Regions from separate parts of the Homo sapiens genome. Here region 1 is linked to region 2. A link is an interaction called in ENCODE POLR2A ChIA-PET data of the cell type or tissue named here. Cell type or tissue: Caco-2. All regions are shown on one strand. Links, peaks and the distances in the headings refer to the core of each region. The heading gives the core; the rest is flanking DNA.

Evidence for each region. ChIA-PET counts read pairs that join two places held together with the same protein. Peaks named below come from ENCODE experiments on the same cell type or tissue, not always from the same donor. Only the 100,000 strongest peaks of a DNase experiment are listed, where the experiment ranks them.
Region 1: POLR2A ChIA-PET joins it to region 2 with 17 read pairs; 4 of 35 experiments call an interaction of 5 or more read pairs at or near these places.

What each region holds. Positions count from the first base shown.
Region 1 is chr9:94,891,782-94,894,696 of GRCh38, reverse strand. The region is part of intron 5 of AOPEP (aminopeptidase O (putative)); the gene reads right to left. Among named protein-coding and RNA genes, the nearest start is that of AOPEP-AS1, 52 kb to the left of the region's middle. In Caco-2, for the core only: no CTCF peak of the experiment used is centred there; no DNase peak of the experiment used is centred there.
Region 2 is chr9:94,668,272-94,671,186 of GRCh38, reverse strand. No RefSeq gene overlaps it. Among named protein-coding and RNA genes, the nearest start is that of FBP1, 30 kb to the right of the region's middle. RefSeq lists a silencer at 1,666-1,960 and an enhancer at 1,948-2,087. In Caco-2, for the core only: a CTCF peak has its summit at 2,157 (motif pointing left); DNase peaks (open chromatin) are centred at 1,626 and 2,146; H3K4me3 peaks cover 1,123 bases.

The sequences.
Region 1 (2,915 bases), core at 254-2,753, 220 kb before region 2:
AAACATAATTTGAAAGCCTTCCTTTCTATGAAAATATCTTTACAGTTAGAACTGACCTGTTTATTGAAATTTTGAGCAAATTCACTTATGAAAGAAACTCTGTGGGTCTGGTGTTTTTCCAGGAAAAATTCTTTGCTAACTTTCTTCCATGGGTATTGTTTACTTAGGTTGTCTAATAATTCATTCGGTATCAATTTTTGGTGACTCATATGTTCTTAGAAAATCATTTATTTCAGTCAGATTGTCAAAATTCTTTGCTGAAAAGTTCACAAAGTACTATATATGATTCTTTTAATTTCCTCTGCATCTGTTACTATTTGTCACTTATGATTTCTAATCCTCTGGATTAGTGAGTTTTTCTCTTTCCCCTCTTAATGCAGTTAGCCAATGTTATCTCTGTTTTATTGGTTTTGGCAATAAATCAACTTTTGTATTTGTCAATTCTGGTTTTTCTCTCATATCTTCTAATTAATTCATATCTGCTTTGATCTTTCTTTCTTTTGCATTCTGTAGGTTGATTTTATTGTTGTTTTCTAACCTCAGAAGTGATGTTAGACTATACATTTTTCATCAAGAACAATTTTGGTGGCATTCCATAGATTGAGCTATATATTGTTTTCTAGATATTCTGCATTTTGGGGTTAATTTATTCTTTGACCCAAAAGTTCAGAGAGGTTTTAGTAGAAGAGGGATAAATTGTTCTTCTTTTATTATTTCCTCATTTTATTACCTTACTGCATTGTGACCAAAGATAGTCTTATTTCTACTTTTGAGGAACTGATTGACATTTTTAGCAAGTCTTCCAATGTGATTAATTTCTACAAATGTTCCATGAACTGTCAGTTTATAAAGCAGACAATTACACATTTTACATTTTTCTTTCTAAGAAGAGAATAATGTTATTTCTGTATTATTGGTTTCTTAAGAGAAAGAGACCTGTCTTGTTCATTTTCTAACTCTAACACCTGGTATTGTATTTGGTACATAGCTGTTGTTCAGTAAAGGTAGGCTGAATGAATGAATGCTGTCTGTATTCAATGGGTTTATGTTTCTGAGGTTAACTGGCTCTGGAAAGCCTCTCCTCACACAAGCACAAGACTGACTACTAAATCATTAGTTTTATAGGGATGCATGGCAAAATGAGCCAATAAGAAAGAACAGGATTTGACATGTAGGTTGTTAAAAACCTGGCTTATATACCTCTTTTTCTCAAATGTCTTCTCATTTCCTCATTTTATACTTACCTTTTCAGGCTCGAGTCTGGACTCATCCATGAAACCAGGCCACCTGCCCTTCCTGACCCCTCCTTCACTCCTCCCGTGCCCTCACTGACTAGACTCATTCTGCATGCCATCCAATGGGCCTTACACTGCTACCTGGCTATTTCCTGTGTCTTTATCTTCCCGGTAAAACTATAAGCAACTTGAGTGTCTTATGTTCCCTTCTATCCTATAATGCACCCAAAAGGGTGTTCAATAAATGACTGCTGGAGCAACAAGAGAAAAGCTAAGAGAAAATAATACTCTAGAGTTCAGTTGCCATTCTACCACGTCACAGTCTTGTGACCTTAGTGAAGTAATTTCACACTCTAGGTCTCAGTTTTCTATAAGGGTCTTCTCAAGGCTTAAAAAATGCAATCATTCTGTCATATATTTGATTATACAAAGCAGAGAGAGGCACTATATCAAGAAAATAGCATAAAACATCCAAGTGAGGTAGCTAACCCCTGGAATCCCAGCACTTTGGGAGGCTGAAGTGGGAAGATTGCTTGAGGTCAGGTGTTCAAGACAAGCCTGGGCAACCTAGCAAGAAACAATTAGTCAGGTGACGTGGCCTGTATCTCTAGTCCTACCTACTTGACAGGCTGAGGCAGGAGGATTGCTTGAGCCTAGGAGTTCAAGACTCCAGTGAGCCATTCTGGTACCAATACACTCCAGGCTCAGTGACAGAGCAAGACCCTCCCTCTTTAAAAAATAATAGAAAGAAAAAGAAAACAGCATAAAACATTCTAGTTAGCCAAATGACAACAGGACAATAGCACCTTCACTCTACACAGAAGTCAGCACCTGCTCCATGGTTTCTTTTCTCTTCACCCTCCAAATGAGGCCATCTCACAGAAACTATCCTCAGCCCTCACTCTTCCTTCTTGCTCCACTCAGAGAATTTATGGCTGTCACTAACATGTCTGTCTCTTAATCTGCCCCTTTCTGGGCCTGCTTCTTCCAGCGAGCTCTATGTAGCCAACTTCTGGGTGTTTTGAGTGAACTTGATAGCATAGTGGAGATAGAATCAATGAATCTGACAGCAGATCAATAAAATTTACTCAATTTGAACAACAGTGAGAAAATAGAAAAAAATGAACACTGCTTCAGGGTTCTGTGGGAAAATAATAAAAGATCTAAATTCATATCATAAAGGTCTCAGAAAGAGAGGAGGAAGGGAGTAGATTTGAAAACTTCTCAAGTTTGGCAAAAGACATAAACCTACAGTTTCAAGAAGCTGAGTAAGTCCCAAATAGGATAAACCCAAAGAAACCCATGCCAAGATAAATTAGGATTAAACTTCTGAAAACAAAAGACAAAGAAAAAAAATCTTGAAAACACAGGGAAATTACACATTATCTATAAGTAAATACTAATTTGAAAGACAGTGGTTGTCCCATCTGAAACTATGGAGGCCAAAAGGAAGATGCATAATATTTTTCAAGTGCTGAAAGAAATATCAACCCTAAATCCTTTCAGAAATAATGGGGAAATAAAGACATTCTAAGATAAAGGATTAAGAGAAATTGTTGCTAGCAGACCCACCTTTAAAGAATAGTTAAAGGAAGCTCTTCTTAACAAAAAGGAAATAATAACAGAAGAAGGTTGGGACATTCAGAAAGGAAAGAAGAAAAGAATGAGTAAAAATGTAAT
Region 2 (2,915 bases), core at 251-2,750:
CGTCCGCCACCGCGCCTGGCTAATTTTTTTTGTATTTTTGGTAGAGACGGGGTTTCACCGTGGTCTCGACCTCCTGACCTTGTGATCTGCCCGCCTCGTCCTCCCAAAGTGCTGGGATTACAGGCGTTAGCCACCATGCCCGGCCATTGGCTAATTTTTTGTATTTTCAGTAGAGATGGGGTTTCACTGTGTTAACCAGGAGGGTCTTGATCTCCTGACCTCGTTATCCGCCTGCCTCGGCCACCTAAAGTGCTGGGAGTACAGGTGTGAGCCACCATGCCCGGCCAAGACTCACATTTCTTTTGTTAAATTTATTCAATATCTCATTCTTTTGGATGTTATTGTTAATTGAATTGGATTGTTTTCTTAATTTCTTTCCTTTTTTGTTTTCTTTGTTTTTTTTTGGTGAGACGGAGATTTACTCTTGTTGCCCAGGCTGCAGTGCAATGGCGCGATCTCGGCTCACCACATCCTCCGCCTCCCAGGTTCAAGCGATTTCCTGCCTCAGCCTCCTGAGTAGCTGGGATTACAGGCATGTGTCACCATGCCCGGCTGATTTTGTATTTTTAGTAGAGATGGGGTTTCACCGTGTTGCCCAGGCTGATCTCGAACTCCTGACTTCAGCTGATCCGCCCGCCTCAGCCTCCCAAAGTGCTGGGATTACAGGCGTGAACCACCGCGCCCAGCCCCCCATCTCTACTAAAAAATACAAAAAATTAGCTGGGCATGGTGGCAGGCGCCTGTAATCCCAGCTACTCCAGAGGCTGAGGCAGGGGAATCGCTTGAACCCGGGAGTCGGCGGTTGCAGTGCGCCGAGATCGCACCACTGCACTCCAGCCTGGGCGACAGAGCTAGACTCTGCCTCAAAAAAAAAAAAAAAAAAAAAAAATTAGACACAACTCCAGGAAAGCAGGGAAGATCCCAAACTGACTACTAACATGATTCCATGGCTTGGCAGAAGAGAAGCTTAAGAGAAAATTGTTAAAAAAAAAATAAAACCAGAACAATTAGTCAAGAAAAAGAAATAAAGGGAACCCAGATTGGTAAGGAAGAAGCAAAATTCTTTGCATCTGCAGATGACATGGTTTTGTATATAGAAAATCCAAAGAACACACAAAGACAAACCAAAAAAACCTATTAGAGCTAGTAACAAGTACAAGTTTGCAGGATACAGGATCAATATACAAAAACCAATTACATTTCTATTGGAGTAGAGACGAGATTGCACCACTGCACTCCAGCCTGGGCAACAGAGCGAGACTCTTGTCTCCAAAAAAAAAAAAAAAAAAAAAGCACTTTGGGAGGCCGAGGAGGGCAGATCACAAAGTTAGGAGATCGAGACCATCCTGGCTAACACAGTGAAACCCCGTCTCTACTGAAAATACAAAAACAAAAACAAAAAAATTAGCCGGGCGAGGTGGCGGGCGCCTGTAGTCCCAGCTACTCGGGAGGCTGACGCGGGAGAATGGCGTGAGCCCGGGGGGCGGAGCTTGCAGTGAGCCGAGACTGCGGCACTGCACCCTAGCCTGGGCGACAGAGAGAGACTCCATCTCAAAAAAAAAAAAAAAAAAAAAAGGAAAAAGAAAAAAAAAGTGACAGAAAAAACGCTCTCTGCAGAGGAGAGAGGATTCCGAGTGGATTGCGGGGTTACAGCTGAGTTCAAAAGCTTTTATCAGAAACTCTTATCTCTAGCAGTTTGAGTCACTTCTCTTATCAGTAAAGCTGTCTGTGCAATTCCCCTTCTGTTACGCAGCCGTGGGTATGTCTCTAGGCCATCACGAATTCTGCTTTTCTAGTTTGTATTAACTGTGGGTTTGTTTTAGGTAAGCCCCCTCCCCATCTGTGCAAGTTTCCACCGTATATATGCCTGAAAAAAGGGAAGAAACTTTTTTCCTGGGAGCTCACTAAGTTGCTTATCTGTGCGCAGGTGCAGCCTGAGGTTTTTTGTTTTTTTTTTTCCCCAAGGTTGTTTCATTTTTGCCTGTTGCTGTAACTTTTCAGGCAGGTTGCTTCTGCAGTCTGCATTTTCCCCAACTGATTTTTTCCTTTCCTTCTTCTCACAGTGGCTCTCATCTGGGGTGACTTTGCCTCCCTGGGGATGTTTGGCAATAATATCTGGAGACATTTTGGTTCTCACAACTGGAGGGCCGTGGATGCTACTGGCACCTAGTGGTAGAGCCCAGGGAAGCTGCTAAACATCCTGCACTGAACAGGACATCCCCACAACAAATGAATTATTAGGTCTAACGTCAATAGGGTGGAGGTTGAGAAATCCTGCTATAAATCTCGTTTAAATCCGTGAGGATGTGGGCTTTTGAAATAATAATAAATAATTTTAATTTGATTTTCTGTGGTTATATTGCCATCCCTGGGACATGGAGGCAGAAGGTCTATTTGATTAGGGAAGGGCAGGGAGCAGGAGAAAATATCAAAGAGCATCTCAGTCGAGTACCACACAGCAATGAAAATGAATGAGCCATAGACACACACACCACACAACAACCAGATAACCTTGAACAAAAGAATATACAGCATGCGTTCATGTACATAAAGTTCAAAAACAGGCACAACTACTTTACTGAGGAGATTATAGCTGGACAGTAACACTACCAAGAAAAGCAAGGATATTATTGCCATAAAAGTCAGGGTAATGATTACCTCTGGGTGGCGAGTCAGAAAAAGGATACCAGGAGACTGGCATCATTCCATTCCTTGAACTTTTCATTTTCCTTTAAATAGTGCATTTTGTTTTATGAACTTCTACGTATGTTTCACAATTAAAATATAAAAAAAGGGGGACATTAGTTAACATTCAAAAATCTCATCCTCCTAAAACAGAAAGAGTCCCTAAGTGGAAAAACAGGTGAATTACTTTTCTTTTTTTTCTTTTTTCTTTTTTTTTGAGACAGAGTTTA